2 separate regions of the Mus musculus genome follow, and region 2 is linked to region 1. The links are chromatin loops, found by intact Hi-C in ENCODE. Cell type or tissue: left cerebral cortex. All regions are shown on one strand. Each heading gives the region's core, and the rest is flanking DNA. Links, peaks and the distances in the headings are about the cores only.

The links. A loop is a pair of places that touch in the nucleus more often than their neighbours do. Peaks named below come from ENCODE experiments on the same cell type or tissue, not always from the same donor. Only the 100,000 strongest peaks of a DNase experiment are listed, where the experiment ranks them.
Region 2: it touches region 1 in a loop (2.6-fold over the local background); 6 of 42 quality-filtered maps call a loop at or near these places.

Annotation. Positions count from the first base shown.
Region 1 is chrX:102,244,826-102,255,305 of GRCm38, forward strand. Cited1 (Cbp/p300-interacting transactivator with Glu/Asp-rich carboxy-terminal domain 1) reads right to left here and starts at 7,356. Exons shown (of 3, transcript NM_001276466.1): 1 at 7,209-7,356; 2 at 3,738-3,862; 3 at 2,553-3,183. The coding sequence starts at 3,797. The coding sequence ends at 2,632. Gm14858 (predicted gene 14858) reads left to right here and starts at 7,826. Exons shown (of 3, transcript NR_040285.1): 1 at 7,826-8,199; 2 at 8,655-8,788. In left cerebral cortex, for the core only: no CTCF peak of the experiment used is centred there; DNase peaks (open chromatin) are centred at 5,938, 6,387, 7,282 and 7,643; H3K4me3 peaks cover 2,539 bases.
Region 2 is chrX:102,344,032-102,354,511 of GRCm38, forward strand. All of the region lies in intron 9 of Hdac8 (histone deacetylase 8), which reads right to left. All of the region lies in intron 2 of Gm32262 (a long non-coding RNA gene), which reads left to right. Among named protein-coding and RNA genes, the nearest start is that of Gm32262, 53 kb to the left of the region's middle. In left cerebral cortex, for the core only: no CTCF peak of the experiment used is centred there; a DNase peak (open chromatin) is centred at 6,326.

The DNA of each region.
Region 1 (10,480 bases), core at 3,351-8,350:
AAAAAAGTTTTCTTCCTTTCCTCCTCCTCTTCCTCCTCTTCCTCCTTCTCTTCTTCTTTTGAGACAGGGTTTCTTTGTGTAGTTCCTGCTGTCCTGGAACTTACTATGTAGACCAGGATGGCCTTGAACCTGGAGACCCACCTGCCTTTGCCTCCTGAGTGCTAGGATTAAAGGCACATACCACCTCCCTGGCTTCTTTTTGAGCTGAGACATTTGTCTTCTGCCCTTGGACTTCATTCACCTCCACAGTTTTTAGATTTTCAAGTACTGATCCCATACTCAGATCTCTCTTCATTACGGTCATCCTAAGAAGCCCAAGGCTCAGAGATCAAGGGGGAACAAACTAGGGAACAGGTACAAATTCTGGCCAGACTCATGTTTTTCAAAGGTTTCAGCAGAAAGGGACCCAGGGACCATCCCGGTTTTAGGTTTCTGTCTAATACTGCACCAGACCCTGCCCTGTACCTACATGCTGCTCCTGTGCTACCAGTAGCTTATTTTAAAATCTATGTATTTTATGTGTATGGGTGTTTTTGCCTGCCTGCCTGCCTGCTGCCCAAGGAAGACAAAAGGGAATCAAATCATGGGTCTGGAATTACAGTTGGTTGCGAGGTGCTATGTGAATGCTAGGAATCAAAGCTGTGCCTTTTCAAGAGCTCCTAACCAGACCCTGCTAAGTTGTATTCAAACAAACAAACAAACAAACAAACAGACAGACAAAAACAGTTTTTTAAAGGACAAAACAAGGTTGGCAAGGATGAACCAGGAATAGATAAACAATTATTTCTGTGGAGAATCAGAGGCAGCCAGGACTAAGGAAGAGTTGGACAAAGGGTTCTTTAACTGTATAACTGGATCTGAACTCTCTCTCTCTCTCCTCCCTCCCTTCTTTCTTTCTTTTCTCTTTTCTTTTCTTTTCTTTTCTTTTCTTTTCTTTTCTTTTCTTTTCTTTTCTTTTCTTTTCTTTTCTTTTCTTTTCTTTTCTTTTCTTTTCTTTTTTGAGATAGGCTCTCACTGTGTAGCCCTGGGTGGATTGGGACTTGCTATGTATACCAGACTGGCCTCCAGCTTACAGAGATCTTCCTGTTTCTGCCCAACCCAAATTTCTACTTCTTAACTGGTGCTTTGATTTTTGCACCATTCCATTTTGGGACTGGAACGCAGGAACTCATGCATGCTAAGCAAGTGTTCTACCTTAAGCCACATTCCCTAGCCCCTCTACTTTTTTTTTTAATAATGAGATCATATTGTGTATTTATTACTTGTGATATGTGCAAATAACAGTTCAATACTAGAACACCTTACCCAAGCATCCCAGGTAGATAGAGCTATTTCTTTTTCAGGGATCAGATAACACTGTCCCCTGTGTTCTGGAGAATACTGGTTTGTGCCCTTCTTTCTGAGATGGGAAACACACTCAAAGGCACAAACCTTATCTAATTCATATTCCCAGTGTCTAGCAAAATGCTTGACCTTGAGCAGGTACTCAGGGAGGGTTGAATTCAATGAGTGCCTTTATTAGTAAGCCTCTTGACTGTGCTCACTATGGGACAAGCCTCAAGTTGCTCCTCAGAGGCTAATAATTTTCAGTGTTCGCGAAAGAACATCTTCAGGAGTTTGGAATGTGGGCTGCAGTTTCTAGCCCATATATGATACCAGGGCTGCATTATGACCCAGGATCTGGGGTAGTGCTAATATCTTGCCACTTGGCATGCTTTTGAAGTCACTGCCTCAAGAGATCTCTGATCATTGAAATTGTCAAGGCTGGGCCTCATTTATACTTTTTAAGTTGGAGAGACAAGCCCAAACAGGATGTCCTCACACAGAATAGGCCAAGGATGTAGGAATTGGGGAGCATACAGGCCAGCTTGGACTCTTCTAGGCTTGGAGGGGAGGGATAAGGAGTTGTCTGAGGGGTTTGACAGTCTCTGAATGCTTGGTTGTAGAATGTTTGATCCTGTCTGCTGTAGAAAGGGTAAAGGAATAGTCCTAAATGGGTCAGTTGAATTGTTGACTTTAAAAAAAAAAGACTTATGTGTATGTGTTTTGCCTGTATATATGTGTACCACATGCATCTCTGATGCTGGAGCTAAGAAGAGGGTGTCAGATCCCTGGAACTGGAATTACAGATGGTTGTGAGCAACCATGTGGGTGCTGGGAACTGAACCCCAGTCCTCTGCAAAAGCAGTAAGTGCTTTTAACTATTGAGCCATAGATGCAACCCTGGATTGCTGGCTTTTAGAGTTGGGAGCATATGCCACGTACCAATGATGTGCCGATGGCAAGGAAGCTGCAGACATATTTGACGCATGTCTTCTTAGAGTGTCTTGGCCACCAGACGCTCCCGTGGCCAGTCTTCTTCAATAGGACAGTGTTTGTGGAGTCTTAGAAAATTGAAGCTAAGTACCAGGACTCTTGAGGAGATAAGGGCAGTGGTGGTAGCAGAAGTTCAGAGGCCATCTGGGCCAGCCCTCCCACACCCCTCAGGCTCTTGCAACCTCAGAATTGCAGCCCCCAACTTTAGACCCCCCTATGAAGAACACACCCAGGCAGTTATCTCTTTGCAAGTTAACTTTTATTTACAACAGAATCGGTGGCTTTTTTTCCTCATTTTTTTAGGGGCACTTGCCATCAGCAGCCAGAGGGAAAATCTGCAGTGAAATCAAACTCATTCTGCCCCAGCCACAGCTCGGGAAGCTCATTGGCTCGGTCTAGCCCCAATTCAACCACCAGAGACATCAGCACCTCCTCATCCACCGGGTCAGAATCAATGAGAGCAGGGCTCTGGGCACCAGCAGGAGGAGAGACAGATCCCGGAGACCCTCCCACTACCAGAGGGGCGGTGACCCAGTTTTGCATGGGCTCTTCCTCCCCTGGTAGGCCTGCACCAGTGAGGGCAGCAGCAGCAGTAGCCGCAGCCCCTTGGTACTGGCTATTAAGCTTCTGAAGCTGCATGCTGGCCATCAGGTGAGGGGTAGGATGCAGGTTGAAGGATGGGGGTTTGGAAGAAGGGGTGGCAGTAGGAGAGCCTATTGGAGATGTCGATCCAGAGGAGCTAGTGGGAACTCCGTTGGCTTTGGCTCCATTTGCGGTGACCCCGGGGTAGTGCAGGACAGTCACTGCCTTGCGATCCTTCACTCCAAGGTTGGAGTAGGCCAGAGAGTTCATCTCCTGGTTGGCATCCTAGAAGACAGAAAGGCATACCATAGTAGCCATCCTCCTGACTTTTCCTTTGGAATTCACGGGGATCTGGAATGCTCCTGAATGCTCTATATTTGGAGTTAGTGGGTAGGTGGTAGGAAGAGCCCTGGACAGTTAGGTTTCTTTTGCTATTGTGGTTCTGATTCCTAAGTTTAGACCTTAGCTGTAGCACTGGAGACCACATTACTGGAAGTGGGCCTCCCTCCCCTGCTACTCCATGTGCTCCCCTGTCTAAAAAGGGCACCCCGTTTTCTCTCTTCTCAGCCTCACTATAATCACTTTATCACAGTGGTCTTGTTCCAATTCTGCTTCTTTGACCCATTTCCTGCTGTCTCTTTCAACACCCCTAGTGAGTTTGATTCAACCACTTTTGAACAAGTTATTCTCATTTTCCCCAGACGAAGCCCTGCTGTATCTTCTCTGGTCAAGCAGTGCGGCTATAGGCCACACCTAGGAAGGCCAGGTGCGTGACCTCCTTCCCTAAAGTCCATCTTTCCATGCCTTAGTATCTCCATCTGTAAAATGATAAAACTCACCTCCTTCCCAGAGGTGGTGCCACCCTTGACATCAAGTGCAGGCCTCGACATAGTTGGCATTTCAGAGCCTGGGCAGAAGTCCGATAAATCGGTGGCAGTTGATGCCGCCAGCTGGGCCTGTTGGTCTGCAAGTAAAAGAGAAGAAATAATAAAGGTGAAGGGAGAACTAGAAAATTCCAAGTCGGGGTGAATCCATTCAGCTACACAAGGATGCTGATAGAGTTAAACTCAAAACAGAGAGCACCTGGGCCCAAGAGCAGAGACAGCTTTCACTCTGTCCTGGGCCAGGGGCATGTTCTATTCAGCCAGGGTCTAACAGTGACCCACAATGCCAAGAGAGGACACATGGACATTTCCTCATCCAGGTTATTTCAGAGTCCAGAGGTAGGGGTGACACTGTTTGTTTCTGGTTCTGAGAGCAGGCATGTTCCTGAGAAAGCAGTATACCATGGCAATGGACCACTAGCATCCAGGTCTTCAGTGGGACTGGGAAAAAATGAGAATTTAGAAGAAGGAAGATGTAGTAAGTCTCCAAAGCCCTGTCTTGGGCCATGCCTACAAAAAGACAGAAGATCAGGGTGTTCTGGAGACCCCAAGGCAGCAGGAACCCCATAGCATAACTGGGATAGCCCAGTTCCTCCATATCTCAAGCTTCTACAAGACAATTCTTAGATTGGGCTTTCCTAGGACAAGTGTCCCAGAACCCAGAACCAGGCCACACCCATGTGTGGCTGAGAGAAGAAAGGATTCTTCCTGGAGGGAAAATCCTCTGGGTTTTAGCAGGGAAGCAACAGCAGCAGTTTGGAGAGCATCATCTAGTAGTCCTATGCCACAGGCCTCTTCTAACCATTGGCCAAGTCGTCATACCTGAACTTACCCAGATGGCTACTAAAGCCATGGATGGATTCTCTTGCCCAAGTGCAAAAGAGATAAGGGAACGAGGGGGGGGGGCAAGATAAAACAAAACACCCTCCTCAAACTGGGAAAATTAAGGACCCCAACAGTCATTTCTCAAAGGGGCTAGAATTTGCTAGGACTCTACCCTCCTTCTTACTCCCAGTGGTCATTAAGAATGTGCTGGCTTCTAAAGTTACCATTATCCCCCTATTTTCCCCCTTTTGATATCAGCCTACTGGGGGGAAAAGGATGGAAGCAAAAGAGAAAACACGGGGGTGGGGTGGGGGTGGGGGTAAGGGAGAGGCACTTGCTGGGTTCCGCACCACTGCTTGACTGAAGAGGCAACCCTAGGATATTTCAGCCATCTATCTCAAGACAAGGGCGCCTAAGGTGCACCGTCGTCAGGAGGGCCAGCACTGCCCTGCCACTATTTCAAGTTCCTCATCGCTTCATCTTCCTATCCATCTTCTTTCTCCCGTGCGCTACTCGTACCCCAGTGTACTAAAAAAGGAAAAAAAAAAAAAACCCAAGAGCAACAAGAAGGGGCGGGGGAAATATGAGGAAAGTGCGTGTGTTCTGGTGTGGGCTCGCCGGGCAGGCTCTTGTAACATTTCCCTCGTGGCGCGCCAGCCCGCACCCCTCGGGAAGCTCCGGAGTCCGTCTAAGAGGCGATTGCATACCCCCCACCCCCACCCAACAACCCCAGTTTCTGTCTCCTACCCCACCCTTCCGTTCATTTGAGGGAAAAAACTTGGTTGACGGATGTCTGGGTCTGCTCCGAGCCACGAAGTGGTGACCGCGGAGCAGCGGCGAGGCTCCGCGGGGAAAAAAAAAAAAAAAAAAGCGGCGCAACAAGTGCGGACTCCGCGGCTCGCGTCTCCTGCCTCCCTCCCGCCGCCCGGCCTCGCCTGGCTACCCTCCGAGAAAGCCTTCGCCAACGCTGTTGGAGGGTGAGAAGAGGAAAGAGAAGGGGGGTGGGGTGGGAAGAGCGCGGCAGGTGGGGGGGGGTCATCTCGAACCTGTCCCGAGAGCAAAAGTTAAAATGGCACCAACCGGTATACTCCACCTCCATTGCTACTGAGAAATCTAAATGTCCAAACAGCACTGCGGCTTGGCTTGCACGCTCTCCAAGCAGCCCAGCTAGACTCGCCACCTTAAAACTAAAGGCCCCTTGTTTACGGACAGCTCGCCGGGGCCTCCTCGACGCGCCCGGAGAGAGCCACCGAGGCGGGCTTGGCCGAACGGAGCCCGGCACGCCAGGCGCGAGCACCAGTGCCGGAGGGCTCCAAGCGTCCTTTACCTCAGGTGCTCAGAAGCAGACAGGCGACGAAGCACGGGGTCTCCGCGTCAGCGCGACTTTGGGGACCCGCAGCGTCTCCGCGCGCGGGGGCGCACTTTGGCGCCAGCGGCAGTGGCTCGCGCGCCTCACAGACACTTCCGAGCGCCCTCGGAGCGTCCGCTGCTGCCGCTGCTCGCAGCTGGCTAGCAAAGATTCGAGGTGCCGAGGTGGGTGCGATAACTTAACCCAAGGTCACAACGTTAAAAGTGGCATGGTTCAGACTAGCTGTCCCGCCCCTGATCAGGCTCCCCGTGAGGCAGAGGCTGGGCGCCGCGCGGCCGCTTCCCCCGAGAGGGGCGTGTGCACGGGGGTCGTGCTGCGTGGGGAAAGCAAGTTGCCAGAATGTTCCAACTTGCAGCACGCAGCTTGGCTGAGTTCAGCCAGAAGCCCTTCTCGCTTCCAGCCCCCCAGGAAACAAGAGCTTTGTGCGGCCCCCGAGCGGCCTGATGCAGTCCTGGGTATTGGCAAAGTCGGGGAAGCAGAGCCGGAGAAAGCGCGGGCGCCGGAGTGGATGTGCTGCGGGTTTCTCCGGACAAGTGGGCTCCGCGTCCCGCGGGCCGGCCCGGGCTGCCGCCCCTCTGCCCGGCAGCTCCGGCAGCAAACAAGTCCCCCAGCCCCGCGGCCAGCTTGGCCGCCTCCGGTGCCCTCGGCCCCTGCTGCCCAGCCCAGCGTCCTGCCGGGCGGCCCGGCTTACCTCCGCGAAGCTGCTTGCCCGGGAGAGGAAAGCTCACAGGAGCTGAGGTACGGACGAAGCGACCTAGCCCCGAGCCCCCTTGGCACGCACACTGCCGCCGCCGCCGCTAGCCACTCGCTTCAGAGTCCCCAGCCGCACGGGCGGCCACGCGACCCCAGGGCGCCTGGGAAAAGCCTGCACCGCCGCGCCGCGCCGCGCCGCCGCACCGCACCGGGCAGCGCCGAGCTGCCCCGACCCGCGCTCTTGCCGGCCCGCAGCTCCGGCGCCCGGACTCCGGGGCGGTGGCGATCACAGCCACCACGCTTGGTTCTCGGCGCGGGGACCGGGCTCTTAAGCCCCCACTGCCTCCCGTAGAGCCCTGGCGCACAAGCACACAGCAGCAGGCTGGCCTCGGCTAGGAATCCCAGGAAGGACAGACCCCTTTCCCCCCTTTTTTCCCTCTCCCCCCAATTTTCACGTCTTTATAACCAGCTTAGAGCATTATTAGCACATGTCCTGGCTCGTGGGCGAGTTGGTGGCAAAATCTGAACTGGATACTTACGGAGGGCCCGAGTGGGTGCTGTGCCTTCCTCGCGTCTGGTCCTCTCTGCCAGGAGCAGCCCCGCGCCGATAGGTTGTGGGAGGAGCAGCCGGGCGGAGCTAGCTTCCTCACCGCAGCTCGGCAGCGCACTTCTGCAGCTGTGCCGCCGGGAACATTTTATAGCGGCGGGCTGGCGTGTGTGGCCCTTTAAAGGCGCTCGAGCTGGTGCAGTCACCGTGGATCTTGTGAAAGCAAAGGGCGGGCTAGGGAACAGAGTGCGTGCGTCCCCTCCTGTCCCTCAGCCCTGGGGGCACGACGCAGCTACTGGGGTGGGGCTGATGGTCTCTGATTATGGTCACTTCTCGCCCAGTGCTCTGGCCTATACTTGTTTTTCTAAAACTAGTGACAGCCCGAACCTGGGACGTGGGCTCTCCCCACCACCCTGCATGGACTTGCCCAATAAATTCCACTTAGTAATTTTACCGAGGCGAGGGAGAGCTGTTAGTGTCTGTTTTCTGACCTAAATCAAGTGGGTCGCCAGGACGGGCTTCAATGGATAGAGAGAAGAGCTGTTGGCTTAGGGAAAGGTCCAGAAGAGGGACTTGCACACGGGACGGTGTAGGCAAGGCACGGGTCTTAGTTTTCTGCAGGGCTTCCTCCGAGCCGGTTTGCTCTTTTTGAGCTATGTCTTCTCATCGTGGAATGGCCGAGGTTGGCGTGTCCCTTACCCCCTAAACTCCCTACATTTTGTGCAGGGGCACTTAGAGAGATCATATGGCAGCGGTGGCTTCCCTCAAGGCCCAAGGTTGGTTTCAAGGCTTTCTGTCCTGTGGTCATCCAGGGCAGAAGGAGGCTGGCAGGATGCGACGACGCTGGGAAATGCTGTTCTACCGGACCGTGGGGCTAGGTGCATGCATGCAACTCACATGGCTCACGGAAAAGCCAAGAACAGGCAGCGGGTTCGAAAAGATTGCCACTGAGTTCGCAGAGATTCCTCTTGCCACGATGCCAGGTTATTTTATTATGATTATATAATTATTCACATCTAGCAAGAATAACATCTTGCACGTAGAGCACGTCTCTTGTGTTGGTAAGGTGTCTTACAATCCTCACTGAAAGATATCTGGGGCTTCTCATTTCAAGGCATGTTCCCTGTGGGTAGAAACTCTCACCTCATTCACCCCTTGCAGGAAGGCCACCAGGATTACTGTCCTCTAATCAAGCCTCCCCCATTCCCACCCTACACCCCCCCCCCCACCGTCCACACACACACTCCTTCCATTCAACAATTCAGTTTATACTGTTTGGAAAACATTGTCGTTTGAAAAAGTACGATGTTAAGGAAAAGGGGGTGTGAGTGGGGGGAGGACTGTTACAGAGTCATTTCACTGTCTGTGTCTTGTGTCTTTTTAGTTGGCTTTGATGACCTGAAGATCTTTTTTCTTTCTGATTTTTTTTTTTTTTTAGGATCGCAAAGTGTCCTTAATTTGCTCTTCTAACAGAGTCGTGTTTGTTGATGAAATGACCGGCTTGCTGACAAAGAGGGGGCACAAATGGAGGCACAGAATTAGGCCCTTCTTTGGCATTTGGAGGAAGCTGGGGTGAGTACCCTGAGTAATTAGGGGACCCTTTCCCCTTGGTAGGCTGAAAAGCTGCCTCTCTTCATTGCTGATTGCTTTGGCCCCTCCCACTCTGCTCCAACTCAAAATCGGGGAAACAACCACACTCCCCACACCATCGCTACACTTTTCCACTTGGATTGTGGGTTGTGCCTAGTTCCCTGTTGAGAAAAGGTACAATCTATAGGGATCCCAAAGCTCTACTGGGGTAGCAGGCAAGGCACCCTTCCAAAGCCTCCTTAATATTTGCCGAAGATGAGAAAAAGTTTTTGTGAAAGCAATCAGTAGAGGAATGGACTTAGGCTTTTGAATTACAGTTGCTAATTTGGACCCCTGACCTGCCCCCTTCTCCTCTTGTTGGACTCTAGAGCTGGTTCCTAAACTGCAGATGCAGCTGGGTTGCAGGCTCCGGATCCCGGACCCGTGGATCCGCCCTCCATCTATTGGATGGCTCCCAGGCCAATTGTTAGAAAGAGGCATATGTTCATCTCAGCTTCTGGAGTGTCTCCGGAGCAGTTGCTCAACAGCTAGCCCCTTCCCCCATCCGGATCATTGAAGGGCAGAAAAGGTGTGCCCTCCATCACATTTCTATATGCCCAAGTTCCAGAAAGCCCCCTACACCACCGGTGACTTCCTGTCATCTCCACTGGCCACCTCCCATGGAGTAGGAATGAGAAGGGCTTTTAGCACTCAGCATTGAAGCAGAAAAGCCATCTATTTCCTTTTGGGGGAATGGGAGTTGAGGTTAGTGGCAGAAGCTGAGAGGGGGCAAAGAAGACATTTGCATTTCTAGGCAAATATGCCTTGGATGACTGACTTCCCAGCTGGCCCCAGGCTGTCTCAGATCTCTGGCCCCAGGCTATCTCGGAGTTCCGCTAAACTCTTTTCTCCAAGTTGGCAACTAGACCATGCCCCTAGACCATGCCCCTGTGAAGCCAAGGTAGAAGAAATGCTCAGCCAGCAATAACCTTCTAAGTGCTAGCCACGAGCCGGGGATTCACTTAGCTCCTAGGATTTACCAAAGGGGAAAGAGCCTCAGAGAGGTGCCCAAGCTGGCACAGGCAAGAGGAAGGGAGTTTTGACCCTAGTGAGGCTTTTTTTTTTTTTTTTTTTTTTTTTTTTTGGTTTCTCGAGACAGGGTTTCTCTGTATAGCCCTGGCTGTCCTGGAACTCACTTTGTAGAGCAGGCTGGCCTTGAACTCAGAAATCCGCCTGCCTCTGCCTCCCAAGTGCTGGGATTAAAGGCGTGCGCCACCACGCCCGGCTGGCTGCAGTCTTTACACTACACCCTTACACTCTGCTGCCTTGGTAGGCAAAGAAGCAGTCCAGAGTAAAGGTTCAGGGGTTAATGGCCTGGATTAAATCCCTCCTCTGCCATTTGCTACCTGTGTGGTCTTAGGGTAATCAATTGTGTTGTTTGGTATATGTGTGCTCAGTTTCCCTATTAAATGGATATCATAACAAATTTACATAATCTGTAAGAGTTAAGAAGAAAAGCTTTAGTTTGATTGATTGGTGCTGACAGTGTAGTAAAATGGCTAGCGCATGCTGGGATTAGTATTGTAATGTGCTTTGTGATTCTTTGGCCCTATCCCTGTCTCATCTTACACACTTCAAGAACACTTGCTGACCTAGTAATTTAAATACCAGACTGAGAAGGGGATGAAGACATCT
Region 2 (10,480 bases), core at 3,479-8,478, 99 kb after region 1:
GTGCAAAGAAGGCTGTTCCCAGAAGGAATTGTCTTGGTTAAAGGCATGTCTGGAACTGAGGTTCAGGGTACACATAGGGTAGTATAGCAGGAAAAACATAGTGTACAAATATAGAGGATGTGTTTTTCGGAAATATTTTTGAACCTGTGAGTTTTGGGTATGTGTTGTATGTATACATATGTAAACCCTGGTATTTCTATCCTCATGTACCTGACTGCTGAACTGACATGGTGAGACCTAATTCCTTTCTGTCTATATTTAGAGCAAGAAAGTAAGGAGGGCTAATGAGGTTAATAAAGGGTGCATGATCTGAGAATGCCAGACACCTTTAATCCCAGCATTTAAGAGGCAATGGCAGGTGGGTTTGTGAATTCAGTGCCAGCATGGTCATATATATAGTAAAACCCTGTTTTTTTAAAAAACCCAAACCAAAAACCCCCACAAACCAAACCAAACCAAAACAACAACAACAAACAAACAAACAAACAAGAGTGTCTATATATGAAAAGAGACCACATAGTACTGAGGAAAGGCCATGGGAACACATGCTGCTAAGGCAGCTGTCTCAGAGCTATCGAACAAGCTGACTATGCCAGCACCTTCACTTTCGTCTCCCAGTCCCCAGAACTGTGAGAAAACAAATCCCTGTTGTTTATGGTTTTGCATCTTATGGGATTTAGTTTTGATAGCCGGTGATAATACACTTAGTTTTAGCTCCATTATGGATAGCTGTTTATGCACTATGTTGTGCCATTCCCCTAACTGGTTGTCTGATGCAGCCTCTGCTTTTCTACTCAGCCATAAGCTCCCTCAAGAAGCACCTATGTGGAGGCCACAGTGGTGGGCAGCAAATGCTCCAGAAGAACTAGATGTAACCTCACAGGGGATATGCTGAGTGTTCACAGTGAGGAAAGGGTTGTGGGACTGGAATTGGTGCTAGCCGTCACAGATGTCCTAAGTGTCCCTAAACACATTAGCATATTTCTTTCTTTCTATCCATTTATTTCTTCAGCTGTGTTGTTTCTTCAGCCCTTCTATTATAGAGTCTTAGCTAAGACAGAATGGAATCCAGGACTTTCAGAGCCGTTATAAGGAAGCAGAGAACCTCTACCTAGACAGTTTTCATTCAGAAGGACCTGGGCTCAAAATCTAGATGTCTTACTTCCTAAGCCTGGTTGCCATCACTGACTTGGCATGAAGTGCTTTCTACCCACTGCGCGCACTTATCATAACCACCCCGCCAAGTGGCTTTGAGGAGCACTGATTTTAGAATGAGGAAAGTAAGCTTCTGGGAGTCTGGAGAAACGACCCAAGGTTCATGTTGCTTGTTAAAGAGCCCCAAATGATTCAGCGTTACAAAACCCCATGTTCTTTGTGCCATGCCACAATCCCCCAAAGAGTATAAAACTTAGCATCTAGAACAGTGGTTCTCAACCCGTGGCTCATGACCGGTCCATCTCCAAAAGTATTTATATTATGATTCATAACAGTAGCAAAATTATAGTTATGAAGTAGGAATGAAGATAATTTTTTGGTTGGGTGGGGGTGTCACCCCAACATAAGGAACTATATTAAAGGGTTGCAGTATTAGGAAGGTATACAAGTACATTGTAGCTGTCCTTAGATACATCAGAAGAGGGCATCAGATCTCATTACAGATGGTGGTGAGCCACCATGTGGTTGCTGGGAACTGAACTCAGGACCTCTGGAAGAGCAACCAGTGCTCTTAACTGCTGAGCCATCTTTCCAGCCCCCTATATGAAACTTAAAAGGATGACACCATGCACCAGGGACAAAAGTTCTTGCCTTTCTTTGGGAAAACAGGAAGCTAATGCCTTAATGCTTAAGCAAAGAAAGGCCAACTGGAAGCAGCTTTTTGGAGGGGACATTGACCCAAGAGACAACACACTATTTCACTGGGCTAAGGGTGCAATAGAGGGCAGGGATATATATCACTATTTATTGCTACATATTTAGCAATCTGCACCATGCCAGCTCCAGAAGGCACCCAATGACTTTGTGGGATGAACTTACTCAGTGCATCTCCAGGGCTGAAAAACTTATAGTCTATGGCCTGGTATTGTGGCCACTAGAAAGGTGTAGCTATAGAGATTAGACCTGAAAGCGCCAGCCACATAGCTGCTAAGGGTTAAAACTGAAGAAGTACATTTTTGATACATTTCAGAGTCTGCAATGTTAAGATTCTCTGATAGGAATTTTCCCAAAGAGTCAATTCAGACACCCAATAAAAGGGTTACAAGTGGACCTGCATATAATTTGCAAATGGTTTATGTTAAACTACATTCTCTGTCATCTATTCCCTGGTGATTTTCAAGGCAAAAAATTTATTACTTCTCTAAAGGTTATTGCATAATTTATAAAAATAATAAAAATTTATCTTCTTCTTCTTAAAAAGAGGCTAAGCATTACTGCATTTCACTGTCAAGGCTGTTCAGTGGAGACAACTCATATCTTTATTATTGCCATATAAAATGTTTGATCAATCATATTTAGATTCTATTATAAAACTTAAAATGTGAGCACTCCTTATCCATATTAGCTAAGATGACTGACATTCTTAGGACACCAAGCTTTATGTCACCCACACTAGGACTGGCCCACTTCAATGGCATTTTGTTTTTAGAATTCAAGCATCCCCAAGCCCTCCACATAGAAAGTGTCAGTGAGGAGCGAAAGCAAGGGCTGTTTCCCCTGCTTCTTACAAGCACAGCTAGGCTCCGGTGCCACTCACTCTTCTTGAAAGCAGGGAAGGCAGAGGTGACAGAGAGCAGAACTGTGAACACCAGTTCCTAACTCCCAGGCGGAAGTCTGGCTTTGTAAGCCGATCCGTGACAGAGCAGTAATTTATAAATGGAAAGAGATATGGGTCTCATCATTCAGCGAGCATTTATTGAGGGCCTGCTATGTGCAAGCCACTAGATAAGCATCACAGCTTAATAAGGAGAACTTTCAAATCCACCAGGCCTTTTCTTGTCATTGCCTTAAAATATCATGTCGTGTATTTTAAAATGACAATGTAATCATGACAAGCAAATCCAAACTTGACACTAGTGCAACTTATATTTGCCTTCTCCCAGTGATGATAAAAAGAGCTGCATAGTTTAATAAGTATTTGCCCACACTGTTCCACTGGCTTGGAATTCCTTTCCTTTTCTCCTGTCTGCCTCTTGAAATCCTACCTACCCTTTTCAGATAGAGTTCAAATAACATCTTCTCTGTGAAACCCTTCTGACACTCCTCTAAGAAAATTAATTATTCCCTTCTAAACACAGAGCTCTTTGCATGGATTCTCTATTCACATACTGCCTATGGTTCCTTGCGCTTTACTCTGAGCTAGAGTCTATAGGTAAGGGCAAACCTCTGACTTATCTTGGGATCCCCAACACAATGCCTGTGAGTGACAGTAATCTGTAAATGATTGCTGAAGCTGTCCAGTCAACATGCAAAAGACATCTATTAATATGTTACAGAGCATGCCAGAGTAACCTAACGAGACCTTGCACATAGTATATGTTCAGTAAAGGCTGCTGGCTTTGAATGTAGTAAATATGCCATTTCTCTTAAGTTAAGGCTACACACAAGACTTCTGGCTAGTCCTTCTATATGGTACCACAGCAGTAGGCACCAGCCTTATATGAATGTCTTTGCAATATTCCAGATACAAACTGTTACATGTGCCTAAAAGTATCACCCCTTCTGCCCTACCAGAGGGCATAAAGTACTTCACTGATAGTGGCTTCTTTGGGTAAGAAATTTGCTTCGGAAGTGCCTTGTCTATTACTTTCAGGTAAGAAAGAATATACCAGAAGTGACCTGAAAGATTTGATAACTTTCAGAGGACCTGGCTGTCATTTTACACTCCTTTTCCAACCACCATCGGCATTCCAGCAAGGCTCAGAACACAGCAAAAGGCCCTAAGAAGAACCAAGTGGAATACAATTTTAATTGTGCCTTGTCTTTAGACTGGATAGCTCCTAACAGCTTAGGGTTTTGAATTTGCTGCACATGAAGGTGCTATGTGGTAAAAATTTAAATATGGCAAAATCTGTAAATATTATTTAGTATCTTAGGACTAAATAATTTTTGAATCATGGCCTTTCATCATAGCCATTTATAAAAGTCTACTGATTTTAGAATGTGGGGAATTAAACCCCCCTTTCTAGCGGTTTGTATACAATATAAATGGATGTCTACTGGAATGCATTTTATAGCTTGAAAGTTCTGCTTTTATAAGAAATATGCCCATCTTGTTGCCCCCTTGGGGTACAGTCACCAAAGGTCCTTTTCCTCCAACACAGGCACAACAATGCCTAATCAATTCTATATTTGCCAGAGACCCATTAGATGGGTGCCAGACTTCCCAAAACATTCTAGTTGGGAGTACCTGAGATGAGGGGCGGGGGTCCAGTTCAGTGGTGGTGTGCTTGCTCAGCAAGTACAAAGCCCCGGGTTTGATTCCTGACACGACATAAAAAAGTAATCAGGGTGATCTTTGCCTTTCTGTTAAAAAAACCAAACCAAACTAAGATGTTTCACAACTCACAAACAACTGAGGGAGTTCTTATTTAGTATTGGTAGCTTAATGAATTAGGTAGAAGGACACATCTAAATTCTGTTGAGTTTAGCTGAAACAAAGACTAGGCCTTGCTTCCAAAACAACATGCTATTTGAACAGTAAAACCCTCCAGAGTCCAGAGATAAGCACAGTTTCTGAGCATAATCTCCCCACTCCCCCCCGCCCCCCGCCTGCCTTGGTCAGCTTGCAGAGGCATGGGCGAGAGGACAATGCCAATACAAATGGAACTGTATTCGAAGGAAGCAAAAGGAGGGCCAGAGCAGTGGGTGAAAAGTTAACTGACTTCACTTAGACCACCATATTAAAACCAGATGTGGCTAAACTGTTTGGATGAGAAAAACTGGTGTTACTGATAGCGTGAACAAACCCTTTGTGCTTCCCTCCCAATACAGTATCATTACAGGGCGCTGGAGGTGTCATTTTCTTTCATTCCACATGTAGCACATTCTCAACAAGTTAAACCGTTTCTAATCTCGTGTAATTAGATAGGTCTCGCTACATCCCTCAGTTGAAGGATTTTATGAGCTTTCTTGTTCTGTCTCCCTTTTGTGACAGCTTCTTTGGAGCTGGAAACTAACATTTACTAACATTTCTTCCCTTCTGGCACCTGTCAGCTGGATGGGCTCTGGGAAAAGGAGGCTCGGGAGGAAAGGAATGGAATGCCTACTCCCTGCCTGCCTGGCTTGGTATCACAGCCCTCTTTGTCTTGCTCTGCTCTGGAAAGTGCTATTAAATATACATTCAAAATAAACAATGGGCAGAGGGACGAATAAAATGATGAAGATCTTAATTTTCTATTTAACATAAACGTCAAGTTCCTTTATTTACTAAATGTGCAGCCAGGGTGAGGTGCGAGCCAGAGATGGAAGCTCTTTCATACAGCCCCAGGGTGACCCACCCTGCAAAGCACAGAGGCTCAGCTCTTTGATCTCCCCGGCCAGTCACTTTGGGCAGAGCCCACCACTAGCTACAGCGACCCCAGCATGACTGCCTTCTCTTTCTTTTGGAGCAGAGTTTGAGGAGTCATCGGACATTTGACATCAGAATCAAAGGCTGGATAAACACAAGGGTTTTTACTTCAATGAAGAAATAATAATCGCCCTTTGGAATTGAAAGTTTTCCCTTCAAAAGGCTTTACGGCTTTCCCCCAACAAGAGCTTTTCTGGGGTCATTTCTTGACCATTCTGTGACGTCTTTGTGAGGTCGCTGACTGGCAAATGCTCTCCATGTGTCGACGGGAAAACACAGAATTAAGGCCGATTATGCTTCTATGTTGTAGGGCTTGTGCATGATTGATTATATGCAGGGCCTGACCTCTTACCACAAAATTCTGTGGTTTTTGTCCCATAATGAGGAAAGACAACTGAAGGAGTGCAGTATAGAACAGAAATGCATGAGTGACAGGGCCACCTGACGTTCCCTGGTACTTTACAGTTTATAAATCGCTTTCAGAGTTGCCCTTTCATGGATAGGCAGTGTTCACTCCTATTTCACCAAAGCAACTGGACAGCAGAAATAAGAGCCTGAGTTGGCACTGGCAGAGCTCCGGGTTTCTCACGCCAGGGCGGGGCCACTGGGGTGAGCGAGTGCTGTGCCTTCCAGGAATAGTACTGGCTGCCCGAGAGAGACTCCTTGTAGATGGTCTGGATTGGAGATTAAGTTGGGTTCTCTTTGCATTCCATTTAGCAGATTGCTCATGCTTTCACTACAGATCAGGCTCAGGAATTCCTCTGCCAGCTGAGAATCTGAATGTTGCTTTGGCTGTGAGACAGTATCTTATTTATTCCCATAAATCCCTTCCCCCTCTTGTCCCTGAGTACTTTCACCCTAAAATGGAAAAGGGGGCAGGGAAGATGATGTGAACATTTGGGTGCTGGACCGAAGCCACCCTTGGCAGTTTTTGTTCATCTCTAAGACGCTCCCCAGCATCGACTATAGGCCAGTGAGTCACCCAGAGTAACACATAGTCCCTGTAGCCTTCATAAATTAGTTCCTCAAAAGTGCTGCTGAGGAAACAAAGCAAGCGGAGTTCAAGGGTGAAAAGCAAAAGCTGCTTTAAAGAACACTAGTCAATTTCCAAGGAGAGGATGAAGATGGGGCTGCAAGTGATGAAAGTGGTCTGCACTTTTCAGATTTCCTCTCCAGTTTTAAAGTGGAGGCTTGAGCCTCTTATGTCCAAGGGGAGCTTTGACATGAGGAAGTCAGTTCACCCTGGCCCTGCTCACTGTCTAACAATCCAGGGGCTCTGAGCAGTTACACAGCTCAGCATCCCTGGCAGAGGGAGGGCAGTCCCAAATTGGAAAGGAAGAAAAACGAGAAGCAGCTGGCACAAATGATGCCTAGTGCTACGCTACTCATCTATCCAGCTGTCTCTTTAGCATCGCTGTTAGTGCATCTCTCAATGACCAAGCTCAGTTTGTACACATAGAGGTCTCTTTTGGTCATTGCTGTGTTTGCTTGCCATGAAACAGAGGGAAAAAAATGTAAAGATAAGCGAAGTCAGATGGGCAGACACATCTGTAAAGATGTTTGCAGGTGCTCCTTTCTGGAAACGTACACAGAAGGAACACCACACAGGAGGGTTCTGTACAGTGCCCAGAAGCCACTTGTCACAGGCAGCATGGAGGGTGAGGACAGGCTGCATTGGTCTGTAGGACAGTTTCACTTACACTTCTATTTATAGTCTCAAAACTAAATATGAAAATGGGAGTTCCTGATTAAAGGATGGCCATTTGGAGATACGCGTGGCTTTGTTTTTCTACACTTCTAGAGAGCCAACTCAGCAATACTTAGAAGAGCTCTAATCAATAGAGAGGAGGTTAATTACTCACCAACCTGGAGACCAGGAGGGGAAATGTGCAAGCTGTTTTCCCCTCAGGTAGACTTAGAATTTTTGTCTGTTTAGGCTGGAAGGGACTACAAAGTGTATCCTAGTTAAACCCCGAAGAGAACTCTGGAAGAATTGGATGTTGTCTTGGGTCACATGAGCTGGTGGAAAATTCCATTAGAAAACAAAACAAAACCACCTCTCTGGTGCTTTACGCCTCAAGTTTCTGCCCATCCTCCAGCCCTGTACCTTTAGAGACCTCTAAAGCTACCCAGCATGTCAGAGTCTGTCCAATTTCGCTCTTCTATGACAACACTGGGAAGCTCAGTGCCTGAGTACATCCTTGGCCACTACACAGGGCATGATTATTCCTGTACTACTGAGCTTCCTGAAATCTGCCCTCTTTTACAGGCAGTAGGAGGGAAATAGGAGAGCCATGCACCCAGACCAACACAGCTGCTGTGGAAGTCCACTACTGCTTACAAGTCTGTTTTTTTACTCTTTAAAACCTTTCTTTATAAAACCTTAATTTCAACAAAAGCTGTAACAATGGCTGCAGGTCGGGCTCACTAGTAAGAAATTTGGCTAGCATTCATGGAGGCCTAGGTTCCATCTCCAACAACCTGCCCTCACTCCCTGCCCCATGCAATTGTATATATTTCTAGTGTATGAGGTGGTGTTTTCACATATACATTATTAAAAAGCGATGAAACCAAGCTAAAGAACATATCTTCTGGGTTGGGAGAGGGTGAGGAGATATTAGTCAAAGGGCATGCGTGTCAGGTAGGAGGAGGAAGGATCACGATGAACTTAACACTGGCCCGCTGTGTACTTGGAAATTGCCAGAGGAGCAGATTTGAAATGTTTTCATCATAGTTTTTACAGGTTCCAATCTGAAAGTTCTTAGAAGAAAAGAATTCCTCTCAAGTTCTCATTTTAAGATATAATTGATATGTACAAATGCCTCATATACCTAAATCATATTTGTATGTAATTTTCTATACCTAAACACTTAACATACATGTAAATTATGGAGTCTAAAATATGTAGCTGTAAACCTACCACTGCCGTGCACACATCTACCAAATATGACCAGCTGCACTGAGGCACCCGTCCCCCACAAGCTACCCTCACCCCACCCCACTGTTTTAAGTACTAGAGCGGTATGGTAACATGTAATATCTGATAGAGGAAGTCCTATCTTACTGCTCTTCAAGAATGCCCTGGCTTTTCTTTGCATACCTATATAAAATTTAGAAGCAACTCATCAAATTCCATGAAAGGCCCTGTAAGATTTTTGATAGGAATTACAATGGCTATATTGATTGCTTTAGACTATCTATTGATTGTAAAGGATAGCTTTACAATATTGAGTCTCCCTACCTCTGAACAGGACACGGCTCTTTATCTTGATAAAGTTTTATAATTTCCTCCACAATGGATCTCTGGCACATATTTTGTTTGATTTATTCTTGACACCTTCTATTTTTACTGCTGTCGTAGTTTTAATTGCATTTTTGATTCTTGCTGCTGCTGTATAGACATGACACTGATCTCCTTGCATTCTTTCTGAAATGTGTATCAATCCGACTTTTCCATTTAGCTCTAGTAACATTCCTCCAGGCCTCCGTGACTCTCTGTTGCTTAGTGCAACTGTCAATTTTCAGTTCTTATCTTGCTTGATTTTCCCAGCAGCACGTGACACAGTTGAGCACAACCTCCTCTTTGAAACACATTTGTCACCTGGCTTCTAGAACTGCATACTCTTGATTTTCCCTCTTTGTGTCTGTTTTCAGTTCTTTCTGTCTTCTTTGCTAGTTCTTATTTCTCCTCCAACATTTTGACTTGGGACTATCTCAGAGCTCAGTTTCTAGACATCTCCTCTTCTCCAGCTATACACCACCCCCCTTGGTGATTTTATTTATCTCATAGTTTTAAAATTTACCCATATATTAACTCCCAGTTTTACAATGCTAGTCCAACTCACCGTCAGGAAATAGCTAGAGAGCTGTATTTTTCCCTTCTACCAACTTGACATCTCCAGCTCAACATGCCCAAGCTGGACTCTTTAACTTATCATTTGAAACTATGCTTCCCACAGTCTTCTCTCAGTTTCTGACTCCGTAATTCCAGTTACTCAGAAAAAAAATCTTTGAGTCCTTGCCTTCCCTCAGCCCACACACAATATGTTAGAGAAACCTACTCATCCTACCTTTGAAATATACATGTGCTTCTCACAGTGTACTCCTGCAGTCCGAGTTCAAGCCACCACAATGTTTTAAAAGTGATTTTAGTAAGATATAATCTACACACCATAAAACTCATCCATCCAGCCTTTTAGTGTATTTACAGAGTTAGGTGAACACCATCAGAACCTAATTAGAGAATATTTCGGTTTCCTCTAAAGGAAAGCAGTAGTCATTAACAGTCATTCTTGATTGTTTCTTTCTCCACACCAAGTGGCTTTAGGCACATCTTAATCTCCTGTTGCTAAAGAATGTGGCCTTTGCGTGCTGTGCTCCATTATTCTTTATTACCATTCCATAATTCTCCATTGTATAAATATAAAATACCACATTTTAAAAGATTTATTTATTTTATGTATGTGAGTACACTGTAGCTGTCTTTAGACACCCCAGAAGAAGGTGTCAGATCCCATTACAGATGGTTGTGAGCCACCATATGGTTGCTGGGATTTGAACTCAGGACCTTTGGAAGAGCAGTCAGTGCTCTTAACCACTGAGCCATGTCTCCAGTCCCCACATTTTATTGATATGCTGACCATCTCTGACATTTGAATTATCTCTACTTTCAAATTAACATGAATAGTGCTGCTGTGAACATTTGTGTACAAGTTTTTGTGTGGACATGTTTTCTATTTTTTTATTATTTAAAACAAAATTAAATTAAATTAAATTTTATTTCATTTTGATTGTATTCTTCCCCTCCCCCAAATCCTTCCAGATCCTCTCTCCTTCCCTATCCACCCAAGTTTTTTTCTCAATAAACAAAACTACAACAACAAAACCTAGGAAAACAAAATAAACTGTGCCCTG